Regions from separate parts of the Homo sapiens genome. Here region 1 is linked to region 2. Evidence: chromatin loops called from intact Hi-C (ENCODE). Cell type or tissue: IMR-90. All regions are shown on one strand. Each heading gives the region's core, and the rest is flanking DNA. Links, peaks and the distances in the headings are about the cores only. Region 1 overlaps LOC105378258 (a long non-coding RNA gene). Region 2 overlaps LOC105370034 (a long non-coding RNA gene).

Region 1 (6,908 bases), core at 2,696-5,195, 620 kb before region 2:
CTAGGCGTGGTGTTGCGTGCTTGTAATCCCAGCTACTTGGGAGGCTGAGGCTGAGGCACGAGAATTGCTTGAACCTGGGAGGTGGAAGTTGCAGTAAGCCGAAATTGTGCCACCACTGAACTCCAGCCTGGGCAACAGAGCAATACTGTCTCAAAAAAAAAAAAAAGAAAAAAGAAAAAAAAAACCAGAAAGGAAGAAAACTTAGTGCTTGAAAAGCTCAAGCAAATGTTGAATTATATGCAATGTACTCCCTTCTTCCCAATACAGAAACAAAGTCCTTCTTGTTGCTTGTTTACCGATGTTTATTCAGACAGGATCTCTAGCTCTATAGATAACTTTGTTGTAGGCATTTTCTGTGCTGGTCAAAACTGGTGGAAATAGGTATTCTAGGGGCGTTTCCACCTCTGGAAATAGAGATGGTTGAGAGAGCAAGAGGAAAGGTAAAATGCATTTTTTTCTTATACAGACAAATAGTCTCCATTTGAAACACATCCCCGTAGAGGCGGGAATAGGAACTTCACGTTGTGAGTGTTTGAGATCATATGAATGGTGCGCCTCCCATCAAGACAGTGCCTTTCAATCAGTAGAAGAACTTTATTATAACATATGTTAAAGTACTTGAACACCCTCGAACCCATTCTTAAGAGAATACGCATTCTATTTCTGGTTCTGATCGGGATTCCCCTTTTCTTTGTGTTTTTGTTTTGGATCTGGAAAGCAAAGATGCTGCCAGAGCTCTGCAGCAGAGGGACCTTAGGGCACATGCAGATGTGTGGACGAGCCAGAAGCCAGAAGGGCAAAGTTGTATCTTTTTAAGCAACCATGGAAGCTCGAATTTCTGTTTTGAAGCTCAGGGTTTGCTAGTAACACTCCTGATTATTTGCCTTCGACTCCGTATTTAAAGATTCTTTTTTTGAGACACTGTCACCCAGGCTACAGTGCAGCGGCATGACCACAGCTCACTGCAGCCTCGACCTCCTGGCCTCAAGTGATCCTCCCACCTCAGCCTCCCGAGTAGCTGGGACCACAGGTGGATGCTACCATACCTGGCTAATTTTTTTGTGCTTTTTGTAGAGACAAGTTTTCGTGATGTTGCCCAGGCTGGTCTTGAGCTCCTGGGCTCAAGCAATCTGCCTACATTGGCTTCTCAAAGTGCCGGGATTACAGGCGAGAACCACTGTGCCTGGCCTGAAGATTCATTAAAGCTGCATTTCCTTCCTTTTCAGTCGTATTCTCGGCAGCCATTGCCACTCCCAGGTGAAGTCTGATTTGCTTAAGATAATGTTAGATGTCTTTCATTCTAGCAAAATAAACCAAATCTAGATTTATGGTTAAGGCATTTTTGATTTAGGGTGATATGTTAAAAGTTGAACTATAGTTTAGTACTTTCCCAGGGGAAACCATGCTATAAATACGTATTTGATTCCATGGTCAGCCTCTAACAAACCCTCTGAACCCAGAGAGTACCCTCTGATATTACCTAATTGCTAGGTAGTTTCTAACAAAATCAGTCAGCGCCATTTTATTTTTTTACTTTTTTTTTTTTTTTTTGAGATCGAGTCTCACTCTGTCACCCAGGCTGGAGTGGCGTGATCTCAGCTCACTGCAAGCTCTGCCTCCCGGGTTCACACCATTCTCCTGCCTCAGCCTCCCGAGTAGCTGGGATTACAGGCGCCTGCCACCACACCTGACTAAGTTTTTTTTTGTATTTTTATAGTAGAGACGGGGTTTCACCATGTTAGCCAGGATGGTCTCGATCTCCTGACCTCGTGTTCCGCCTGCCTTGGCCTCCCAAAGTACCGAGATTACAGGCGTGAGCCACCGCGCCCGGCCAGTCAGTGCCATTTTAGAAGGAAAATATAGATGATCTTGATGACTTTAGGGGTTAAGTGGGGCTGGTTAAAGAGGAAACAAAAGGCATAAATTTTATTTTAATTTCTTTAAAAATTTTTTTTAAATAATATATAAAAAAGTTTAAAATTTTAAATAATTGAGATGAGGTCTTGCAATGTTGCCCAGGCTGGCCTTGAACTCCTGGGTTCAAGTGATCCTCCCCACTCAGCGTCCCAAAGTGCTGGGATTACAGGTGTGAGCCACTGTGCCTGGCCAAAAGGCATAAATTTTATACAAACCTGCTACCCATAGTCCACTTGATTCCCTGGCACTTAGAGAGCTGGATCCCAAATCATCATCATCATCATCATCATCATCATCATCATCATCCAGATTTGTAGAATAGTTTACTGCTTAAGAGCACTTTTCTATGCTTTATCCCATTTATTGTTCATTAGAAACCGGTTTTAGAGAGGAAGAGACCGATGCTCAGAGAGACAAAATAACTCATCCCTTACCTATCCCACAGCCCCACAGTCCCACAGGGCAGAGCTGGGATTTGAACCCCGGGGGTTCCTGAGTGCTCACCTTTGCCATCTTCAGCACCCTGACTTCCTGGTCCAGAATCAGCTCATTATAGAAGAACTGATCCCTCAAGAACTGCTCAGTTCAATGCCCGGCATCCTTCACTTCATCCTTCCAGTCTCCCTGGGGCTGGAGGCTGTTTTACGAAGGCAGACTGGAAGGATGTTTTATGAAGACATCCAGCCTGTCCCCAGGGGTGTCATACAGGTCCTGGAAGCCTGCCATCTCTGTGGGACCAGGAATGAATCGTCTCTGCTTCTGCCCAGCCCTGTAAGGGGCAACTCCCAGCCTTTGTCCAGTAGGCCACAGAACTGCAGAAGGGCAGGGAGATGGTGTGGGTTAGAGAGAGAGTTAGCTGCCCTTTTTCTTTCTTTTTTTTTTTTTTTTTGATACAGAGTCTTGCTCTGTCACCCATGGCGTGATCTCAGCTCACCGCAACCTCTGCCTCCCGGGTTCAAGGGATTCTCCCACCTCAGCCTCCTGTGTAGCTGGGATTACAGGCACCTGACACCACGCCCGGCTAATTTTTGGTATTTTTGGTATTTTTAGTAGAAACGGGGTTTCACCATGTTGGCCAGGCTGGTCTCAAACTCCTGACCTCAGGTGATCTGCCCGCCTTGGGCTCCCAAAGTGCTGGGATTACAGGCGTGAGCCACCGACGGAAGAATCACTAAGCTTACTTTCCTCTTTTTAGGGTGCAGAGAGGGCTAGGGGGCCCTCCAGGCATCAGCTGAGCCTCCCTCTGCTGGGCTGCCTTAGTTCAGCAGCCATCTCTCCTGCCGGCTGAGAATGGAAACTGAAACTGAACTTTGTTTTGTTTGTTTGGGTTTTTTTGTTTTGTTTTGTTTTGTTTTAATTGGAAACAGAAAATTTGCTGAGCTTTGAAAGAGGAATTTTCTCTTTCCATTTGAGGTTGCCAGGAAAAAAGGCTGGAGATGGAGCCAAGTGCCCCTTGGGCTTCCTTGAGAGGAAGGTTCTCAGGCTGGGAGTTTCCCAGGGTGTCCTGGAGCTGGGCTGCCCCCACCTCTCCATCCCCTATTTCCTGCTGCAGGAGCAGACCTTGTCTCCCTACGGGAACTCAGTAGTGTCTGCCCCGGAATCAGAAGGTGCTGGCTCCTTGGGGTGAGGGGATGGGGGCTTGGGCTGAGCCCCGGGAGTCCTGGGGCCTGGGATTGACTCTTTATTTTCTAAAAGCAAAGACATACTCACCCCTTTACTACTTGTTTTGTTGCGTATATTTAGGTCTCCCCTATCCCCTCACCAATAATCCACAGGAAGGAGGTAATCTTTTAAAAAATTGTCTTTAGGGGGCGCTGTTCTCTCAAGAACTTCATTTTGAAGAGCAAACTGACAGTTTGTGGTAGACACATTGGCTTTTAAAGATCTCAACTAGCGACCAGGCGCGGTGGCTCTCGCCTGTAATCCAGCACTTTGGGAGGCCGAGGCGGGAGGATCGCTTGAGGCCAGGAGTTTGAGACCAGCCTGGCTAACATGATGAAACCTCGTCTCTACTAAAAATACAAAAAAATTAGCCAGGCGTGGTGGCAGGCGCCTGTAATCCCAGCTACTTGGGAGGCTGAGGCAGGAAAATCACTTGACCCCAGAGGCGGAGGTTGCAGTGAGCCGAGATGGCATCACTGCACTCCAGCCAGACTGTCTCAAAAAAAAAAAAAAAAAAAAAAAAAAAAAAAAAAAAGGAAAGAAAGTAAATCCCACATTGATACTGTGGAGGCCATAAGTATGCACCTATAGGATGCATTTTAAAAATGCCCTAACAACGCATAAATATGTCACTGAGGTTTGTTAAGAATGTCCAGATTTCCAGCCTGGGCAGCATAGTAAAACTCCATCTCTACAAAATATACAAAAAAATTAGCCGGGCATGTGGCATGTGCCCGTAGCTACTAGGGAGGCTGAAGTGGGAGGATCACCTGAGCCTGGGAAGTCGAGGCTGCAGTGAGCTGTGATCAAACCACTGCACTCCAGCCTGGGCAACAGAATGAGACCCTGTCTAAAAAAAATTAAAAATAAAAATGTCCAGATTCATGACAGCCTGTCTCTCACTCTGCTTAACAGAGTAAAAAATACTGAGCCCTGAAACACAGGCTTAGAAGATTCAAAAATTGCCTTGGAGAGGGAAAACCACTAAGTGGGAGATGCCTGTGAAGAGCTTGAGTTACAAAATCTTTTTGAAAACTGAAAGTGGAAAAGAGTAATATTTGTATATTACCCCATAACATATACAAATGTATAGCTGTATCTAAATAAATTAACGAAATATTGGAAGTGCATATTTGATTTCCCTTAAGCTTATGTAATTAGGGCTATGCCAACATATTTTTATTTTTCATTTATTTTTATGTTTTTCCCCATTGATCCATGTGATTCTCAAACACATTTTTATTTTCTCCCTGGCAAATATTTGTTATTAGTCCATTGGAAAAATTGATTGGATTTGGGGATCACCTTGCATTAGGGCATTTTTGGTATATGTACTCATATTTTAAAAACTGTGAATTCCAATATATATTCTTAATAGGAAACTGCGACATTTTTGTCAATTTTCCTCTCTTCCACAAGATGATGCTCCACACCCACCTAAAACAATCACCATTTGTAGTTCCTAGGATCCTAGTACAGAAGAGACAGAGGGGATCTGCTTAATCCTTGTTTTTCAGAAGGCAGACAGGAGCCCAGAGTGTTTACCAGGGCTCTTTGACATTATGGTATTGATATTAACTCCAATAGCTATACTTATCAAGCACTTCGTGTATACCAGGCTCTCTACACAGTTTATTTTATTCTTTATTTTTTTTGAGATGGGATCTGGCTCTGTCACCCAGGCTGGAGTGCGTGGCATGATCTGGGCTCACTGCAACCTCACCTCCCAGGCTCAAGTGATTCTCCCACCTCAGCCTCCTGAGTAGCTGAGACTACAAGTATGCATCACTGAGCCTGGCTAATTTTTGTACTTTTTTTTTTTGTAGAGATGGGGTTTTGCTATGCTGCCCAGGCTGGTCTCAAACTCCTGGGCTCCAGTGATCCGCCTGCCTTGACCTCCCAAAGTGCTGGGATTAGAGTCGCGAGCCTCCACACCCAGCCTCTTTTCACAGTTTAGTTCCCATAATCCCCACAAGACTCTGTGATGCAGGTTCACACCATGTTACATTATGAAGAAATCGAGTCTCAGCAAGATGATGTGGCCTGCCCAGAGTCACACACCAAAGAAGTGGACAAGCTGTGATTCAAACCCAGGTTCTCTGATTCTAAATGCCAGAGGTTTACCCACGACATTATCTTACTGCCCAAGGCACTTATTATTTATTGAGCTCCTACTACGTGCTGGGCACTGGGCGAGGCTTGGAGAATACATAAATGAATAAGGCAGCCCCATTCTACGGGCAGTTTGTTATGTGTCTTCTCTACTGGGAATCTTCAGCGTGAGAAGCACGTGGTCCCAGGGTCTAGCACATTTCTTGGCACACAATGGGGCCTCAGTTAATGTTGGCTGAATAAATGAATGAATGACACCATGTTTCCTAGGAAGCAAAAGCACTTCAATCTTGTGACTATTTTTTAGTCCATAAAACGGATAGATGGTGGAGGACAGAGAACTTCCTGGTGACCTTCTGCTTGCTTCGTCAAGGCATCTATCAAGGGTCCCCATCTTTGAGTATGGTGGCTCAACCACAGTGGACCATCCCAAAGGTCCTCTCTGGTTCTGCATTGCAGACACTCTGTGCATGGTGGTGCGGGACCTCCTTCCTGGAGGTGCTTGCTTCTTCATTTACCCCAGTGTTTCTTAACATTTTGAAGTCTTGTGAGCACCAGAGAAAATGATGAATGCAAGGGGCCCTCCCTCTAAAAAACATGTTAATGCTAATATTTTGCATGCAATTTCAGGGGCTTCCTGGACCCCAAGTTAAGAATCTCTGCTATGGGGCCGGACACGATGGCTCATGTCTGTAATCCCAGCACTTTGGGAGGTTGAGGCGGGTGGATCACTTGAGGTCAGGAGTTTGAGACCAGCCTGGCCAATATGGTGAAACCCCATCTCTACTAAAAATACAAAAGAATTAGTCAGGCGTGGTGGTGGGCGCCTGTAATCCAAGCTGCTCGGGAGGCTGAGGCAGGAGAATCGCTTGAACTGGGGAGGCAGAGGTTGCGGTGAGCCAAGATCGTGCCACTGCACTTCAGCCTGGGCGTCAGACTCTGTCTCAAAAAAATAAAAAAAGAATCTCTGGGCCGGGCGCGGTGGCTCACGCCTGTAATCCCAGCACTTTGGGAGGCCGAGGCGGGTGGATCATGAGGTCAGGAGATCGAGACCATCCTGGTTAACAAGGTGAAACCCCGTCTCTACTAAAAATACAAAAAATTAGCCGGGCGCGGTGGCGGGCGCCTGTAGTCCCAGCTACTCGGGAGGCTGAGGCAGGAGAATGGCGTGAACCCGGGAAGCGGAGCTTGCAGTGAGCCGAGATTGCGCCACTGCA
Region 2 (6,908 bases), core at 1,758-4,257:
CATATTCAAGGATCTTGTTTACAGCTTTGGGTGAGAGGAGTTGCCCTGTATAGTCTGGGGCAAGAGGGACTCCCCTCAACACCCACAGATAAATGTCCCCTCAATCAGCAAGGCATGGTCTTGTTGACCCTCTTCTGGGCACAGACCTTTAGCTTTCTTCCTGGATGTTCAGCCTTGGCAGGGAGTCCTGAGATTTGTTTTTTTTTTTTTTTCTTTTACAGAGTCTCGCTCTGTCACCCAGGCTGGAGTGCAGTGATGCGATCTTGGCTCACTGCAACCTCCACCTCCTGGGTTAAAGTGATTCTTGTACCTCGGCCTCTCAAGTAGCTGGGACTACGGGCACTGCCACCATGCCCGGCTAATTTTGTATTTTTAGTAGAGACGGTTTCACCACGTTGGCCAGCCCGGTCTCCAACTCCTGACCTCAAGTGATCCGCCCACCTCGGTCTCCCAAAGTGCTGGGATTACAGGCATGGGCCATAGCACATAATAGACAAAAGGTGGACACCATCCAGATATCCATCAATAGATGAGCAGATAAACAGAATGCGCTCTGTTCATGCCATGGAATCCTATTTGGCTATAAAAAGGAATGAAGTTCTTTTTTTTTTTTTTTTTGGGATGGAGTCTCGCTTTGTCACCCAGGCTGGAATGCAGTGGCACCATCTCGGCTCACTGCAAGCTCCACCTCCCAGGTTCACACCATTCTCCTGCTTCAGCCTCCAGAGTAGCTGGGACTACAGGCGCCCGCCACCATGTCTGGCTAATTTTTTGTATTTTTTTTTAGTAGGGATGGGGTTTCACTGTGTTAGGCAGGATGGTCTCGATCTCCTGACCTCGTGATCCGCCAGCCTCAGCCTCCCAAAGTGCTGGGATTACAGGCGTGAGCCACCGCGCCCAGCTTTTTTTTTTTTTTCTAAGACAGAATCTCACTCTCTCGCCCTTGCTGAAGTGCAGTGGTGCAATCTCGGCTCACTGCAACCTTCTCTTACCAGGTTCAAGAGATTCTCCCACTTCAGGCTCCAGAGTAGCTGGGATTACAGGCGTGTGCCACAACACCTGGCTAATTTTGTATTTTTACTAGAGACGAGGTTTCACTATGTTGGCCAGGCTGGTCTCGAACTCCTAACCTTAAGTGATCTGCCCAACTTGGCCTCCCAAAGTGCTGAGATTACAGGCGTGAGCCACTGCACCCGGCCTAGGAATGAAATTCTGATAGGTGCTACAAAATGGTGAACCGTAAAAATGTAATGCTGGCGGCCGGGCGCGGTGGCTCACACCTGTGATCCCGCACTTTGGGAGGCCGAGGCAGGTGGATCACCTGAGGTCAGGAGTTTGAGACCAGCCTGGCCAACATGGTGAAACCCCATGTCTACTAAAAATACAAAAACTTAGCTGGGTGTCGTGGTGGACGCCTGTAATCCCAGGTACTCGGGAGGCTGAGGCGGGAGAATCTCTTGAACCCAGGAGGCAGAGGTTGCACAGTGAGCTGAGATCGCATCACTGCACTCCAGCCTGGGCAACAAGAGCAAAACTCCGACTCAAAAAAAGAAAAAAAAAGCCCATAATGCTAAGTGGAAGTGTATAAATGCTAAAAGGACACACAGTATGTGATTCCATTCATTTGAAATGTCTGAGATAGGCAAAGGCACAGAGACAGACGGTAGATTAGTGCTTGCCAGGGACTGGAGAGGGAAGTGATAGCTAAGGACTACAGGGTTTCTTTTGAAAATGTTCTTAATTTCACGGTGCTGATAGTTGCATAAGTCTGTGGACACACTAAAAACCATTGGACTGTACACTTATTTATTTATTTATTTATTTTGAAAATGTTCTCAATTTCACCATTCTGATAGTTGCAGAAGTCTGTGGACACACTAAAAGCCATTGAATTGTACACTTTATTTATTTATTTATTTATTTTGAAAATGTTCTCAATTTCACCGTGCTGATAGTTGCATAAGTCTGTGGACACACTAAAAACCATTGAATTGTACACTTATTTATTTATTTTGAAAATGTTCTCAATTTCACCGTGCTGATAGTTGCATAAGTCTGTGGACACACTAAAAACTATTGAATTGTACACTTCATTTATTTATTTATTTATTTAAGATGGAGTCTCACTCTGTCGTCCAGGCTGGAGTGCAGTGGCACGATCTAGGCTCAAGCGATTCTCCTGCCTCAGCCTCCCGAGTAGCTGGGATTACAGGCGCCTGCCACCATGCCCAGCTAATTTTTGTATTTTCAGTAGAGACGGGGTTTCACCGCATTGGCCAGGCTGGTCTCAAACTCCTGACCTTGTGATCAGCACGCCTCAGCCTCCCAAAGTGCTGGGATTACAGGTGTAAGCCACCGTGCCTGGCCAGAATTCACTCATTTAAAGTGTACAGCTGGGAACGGTGGCTCAGGCCTGTAATCCAGCACTTTGGAAGGCTAAGGTGGGCGGATCACCTGAGGTCAGGAGTTTGAGACCAGCCTGACCAACATGGAGAAACCCCGTCTCTACTAAAAATACAAAATTAGCCGGGCTTGATGGTGCATACCTGTAATCCCAGCTACTCCGGAGGCTAAGGCAGGAGAATCGCTTGAACCTGGGAGGCGGAGGTTGCAGTGAGCCAAGATCACGCCATTGCACTCCAGCCTGGGCAACAAGAGCGACACTCCGTCTCAAAAAAAAAAAAAGAAAAAAGAAAAAAAAGAAAAAGTCTCTCATGCAGAATGAGCGCCCTCTAGGGGCTGTCAGGTGTCCAGAGCGAGTCACAGACCACTTTTTTTTTTTTTTTGAGATTTCTGCTAAATTGAAAACCAGGTAAATGTCAAAAGAAGGTAACATAGAATGGGCTAAATTTTGTTTAACTTTTTATGGAAGTGTAAAGTGCATATAGAAAAGTGGGGCAGGCATGGTGGCTCACCCCTGTAATCCCAACACTTTGGGAGGCCCAAGTAGGAGGATTGCTTAAGGTCAGATCAGACCAGCCTGGGCAACATAGTGAGACCCCCATCTCAAAAAAAATTAAAAAAATTTAAAAATAGCTGGATGTGGTAGTGCATGCCTGTAGTCTCAGCTACTCAGGAGGTTGAGGCGAGATCACTTGAGCCCAGGAGGTCGAGAGGTCGAGGCTTCAGTGAGTGGTGATCCCACCACTGCACTTCAGCCTTGGTGACAGAGCAAGACCCTGTCTCAAAAAAAAAAAAAAAGGGGGGGGGCCAGGAGCGGTGGCTCACACCTGTAATCCCAACACTTTCAGAGGCCAATGCAGATAGATTGCTTGAGACCAGGCATTTGAGACCAACCTGGGCAACATGGCTAAATCTCGTCTCTACAAAAAAATTTTTTTAATTAGCTGGGCAATGTGGTGCATGCCTATGGTCCCACCTACTCCAGAGGCTGAGGTGGGAGGATCACCCAAGGCCCAGGAAGTGAAGGTTGCAGTGACCAGTAATCATGCCTATGCATACCAGCCTGGGTGGCAAAGTGAGACCCTGTCTCAAAAAAAAAAAAAAGTGGAAATATCATCAGTGTATACCTTGATAAATTTTCACAAACTGAACACAGCATTTTGTCAAAACCAATAGTCTCTGGGACCATCTCTCTCCGGAACAATGCCAAAAGTCTAAATTCGAGTCCTTCTATATGTGTGAGGACACTCCTGAGTTGACTTTGTAGGCCCCTTTTTTTGTCTCCTTTTTCCCCTTATTTTTCCAAAGGAAAATGAGGTGCCATCTGGGCCGGGCACGGTGGCTCATGCCTGTAATCCCAGCACTTTGGGAGGCCGAGGTGGGAGGATCACGAGGTCAGGAGTTCGAGACCAGCCTGGCCAATATGGTGAAACCCCGTCTCTACTAAAAATACAAAAATTAGCTGGGCGTGGTGGCCAGCGCCTGTAGTCCCAGCTACTCCGGAGGCTGAGGCAGGAGAATCGCTTGAACCCGGGAGGCGGAGGTTGCAGTGAGCCGATATTGTGCCACTGCACTCCAGCCTGGGCGACAGAATGAGGCTACGTCTCAAAAAAAAAAAAAAAGAAAAAAGAAAATGAGGTGTCATCAATGAGGTGGCTATTTTTGTTTGTTTATTTATTTATTTATGTATTTATATTATTATTTTTAGAGACAGGGGCTCACTCTGTTGCCCAGGGTGGAGTAAAGTGGCCTGATCATACCTCACTGCAGCTTTGAACTCCTGCCTCAGCCTCCCTTGTATTTATTTATTTATTTATTTATTTGTGAGGCAGAGTCTCACTTTGTCACCCAGGCTGGAGTGCAGCGGTGTACTCATGGCTTACTGCAGCCTCAACCTCCTGGGCTCAAGTGATCCTCTCACCTCAGCCTCCCAAGGAACTGGGACCACAGGTGTGTACCACCACACTCGGTTAACTTTTGTATTTTTTGTAGAGACCAGGTTTCGTTGTGTTGCCCAGGCTGGTCTCGATCTCGTAGGCTAGAGTGATCCTCCTGCCTCAGCCTCCCAAAGTGCTGAGATTACAAGTGTGAGCCACTGTGCCTGTCCCCTCCCTTGTATTTGAATTTAAATTTAAGTTAGATAAAATTAAAAATTCCTCAGTCACAGTAGCCGCGTTCCAAGTGCTTTGTGGACACATGCTGGACTATATGGGACAGACATATGCAGACATTGTGGCACCCTCGCCAGTTCTACTGGACAGAGCTGCTCTAGGGATGAGTTTTCACTGTAGCCTCAATCCCTTCTTTGGAGAGTTTCCTTTTGCTTCTCTCTCTCCCCCTAACCCTCTTTCTCCAGAAAAAAAAAGGGTCAGGCTGGATGTGGTGGCTACGCCTATAATCCCAGCACTCTGGCCTGCCTGGTCTCGGCCTCTCAAAGTGTGACTTGAGGTCAGGAGTTCAAGACCAGCCTGGCCAATATGGTGAAACCTCGTCTCTAATAAAAATACAAAAATTAGCTGGGCATGGTGGCAGGCACCTGTAATCCCAGCTACTCCAGAGGCTGAGGCAGGAGAATTGCTTGAACCCAGGAGGCAGAGGTTGCAGTGAGCCGAGATCGCGCCATTGCACTCCAGCCTGGGCAACAGAGCAAGGCTCCGTTTCAAAAAAAAAAAAAAAAAAAGGTCAACAACATGCTCTGTCAAAACCTAACATCATGTCTGCAGGGATAAGCCAGTGAAAATTACAGTGTTAGAAAATAGTTGTTAGGCAAAGAAATAAAGCTAATAAATCATCCCAAGGAAAAATGCATGGCCTCACTAGAATTAAATAAATGAAAATTAAAATAACCCTGCCATACCATTACATACTGTCTAGACTAGGAAAAATGTGTAAAAATGATGGCCTGCGATATTGGAAAAAGAGACACCATTACACATGGCTAGCCATCCTCGCAATTAGGTAAATCTTCCTGAAGAACCATCTGGAACTGTTACAGGAACTATAAAACCATTTTCTGACTGAATAATTCCACTTAATGACTATTTGTTCAACATATATAGCTGGCATGAGGCACAGTACTTGGCACTTCACATACTTTTTTTTGTTTTTTGGTTTTTTTTGAGACGGAGTCTCGCTCTGTCGCCCAGGCTGGAGTGCAGTGGCGCGATCTCAGCTCACTGCAAACGCCGCCTCCTGGGTTCAAGAGATTCTCCTGCCTCAGCTTCCTGACTTCACACACACTTTTTAAAGAATTTACTTTTTGCAACAATCCTGTGAGATTGGTAGGTATCCTGATCTTTGTTTTAAAAAGAAGCAAACTGTCCAGGCGCAGTGGCTCACCGCTGTAATCCCAGCACTTTGGGAGGCTGAGGTAGGAGGATCACTTGGGTCAGGAGTTCAAGACCAGCCTGGCCAACACAGCAAACCCGGTCTCTACTAAAAATACAAAAATTAGCTGGGCGTGGTGGCTGAGGCAGGTGGATCACTTGAGGTCAGGAGTTCGAGACCAGTCTGGCCAACATAGTGGAACCTCGTCTCTACTAAAAATACAAAAATTAGCTTGGTGTGGTGGTGCACACCTGTAATCCCAGCTACTCAGGAGGCTGAGGCAGGAGAATTGCTTGAACCTGGGAGGTGGAGGTTGCAATGAGCCAAGATCGTGCCACTGCACGCCAGTCTGGGCAACAGAGTGAGACCCTGTCTCAAACAATAAAATAAAAATAAATAAATAAAAAGCAGGCAACTGTTAGGTTCCCAGAAGTTAGGTGACATATCCACAGTAAAAGAGCAAGGAAGTGAAAGAGCCAAAATTCAGTCGCAGGCCTCTTAACCTGGGAAGACCGGCCCAGAACCCCACATTGCCTCCCATTCCAGAGAATTGCCTTCAGTCAGGTCATCCCAGTGCTTTGAGAGGCCAAGGCAGGAAAATCGCTTGAGGCCAGGAGTTCCAGTCTAGCTTGGGCAACAAGACCATGTCTCTATATAGTCCTCGCTACTTGGGAGGCTGAGGTAGGACGATTGCTCGAGCCCATGAATTAGAGGCTGCAGTGAGCTACGCACTCCAGCCTGGGAGACACAGTGAGACACAATCTTAAAAGAAAAAAAGAAAAGAAAAAAGCCAGATGTGGTGATGCGCACCTGTAGTACAGCTACTCGGGAGGGTGAGGTAGGATCGCTTGAGCCCAGGAGATGGAGGCTGCAGTGAGTTATGATCTCGCCACTGTATTCTAGCCTGGATGGCAGAGTGAGACCCCGTCTCTTAAAAAATAATAATAAATAAAAATAATTTTAAAGAGAGGCTGGGGCCGGGCACGGTGGCTCACGCCTGTAATCCCAGCACTTTGGGAGGCCGAGGCGGGCAGATCATGAGGTCAGGAGTTTGAGACCAGCCTGGCCAACATGGTGAAAACCCGTCTCTAGTTAAAAATACAAAAAAATTAGCCAGGTGTGGTGGCGGGTGTCTGTAATGCCAGCTACTCGGGAGGCTGAGGTAGGAGAGAATCGCT

Evidence for each region. A loop is a pair of places that touch in the nucleus more often than their neighbours do. Peaks named below come from ENCODE experiments on the same cell type or tissue, not always from the same donor. Only the 100,000 strongest peaks of a DNase experiment are listed, where the experiment ranks them.
Region 1: a loop joins it to region 2, with 34 times the contacts of the local background. A loop is called at or near these places in 2 of 110 quality-filtered maps.

What each region holds. Positions count from the first base shown.
Region 1 is chr12:121,057,028-121,063,935 of GRCh38, forward strand. It overlaps LOC105378258 (a long non-coding RNA gene), which reads right to left. Exons shown (of 4, transcript XR_007063492.1): 4 at 2,263-2,729. It also overlaps the pseudogene OASL2P. Among named protein-coding and RNA genes, the nearest start is that of OASL, 21 kb to the left of the region's middle. RefSeq lists enhancers at 2,975-3,064, 3,185-3,354, 3,375-3,554. In IMR-90, for the core only: CTCF peaks have their summits at 3,189 (motif pointing left), 3,729 and 5,009; no DNase peak of the experiment used is centred there; H3K4me3 peaks cover 182 bases.
Region 2 is chr12:121,679,507-121,686,414 of GRCh38, forward strand. The region is part of intron 1 of LOC105370034 (a long non-coding RNA gene); the gene reads left to right. Among named protein-coding and RNA genes, the nearest start is that of MORN3, 13 kb to the left of the region's middle. In IMR-90, for the core only: a CTCF peak has its summit at 2,745 (motif pointing left); a DNase peak (open chromatin) is centred at 2,745.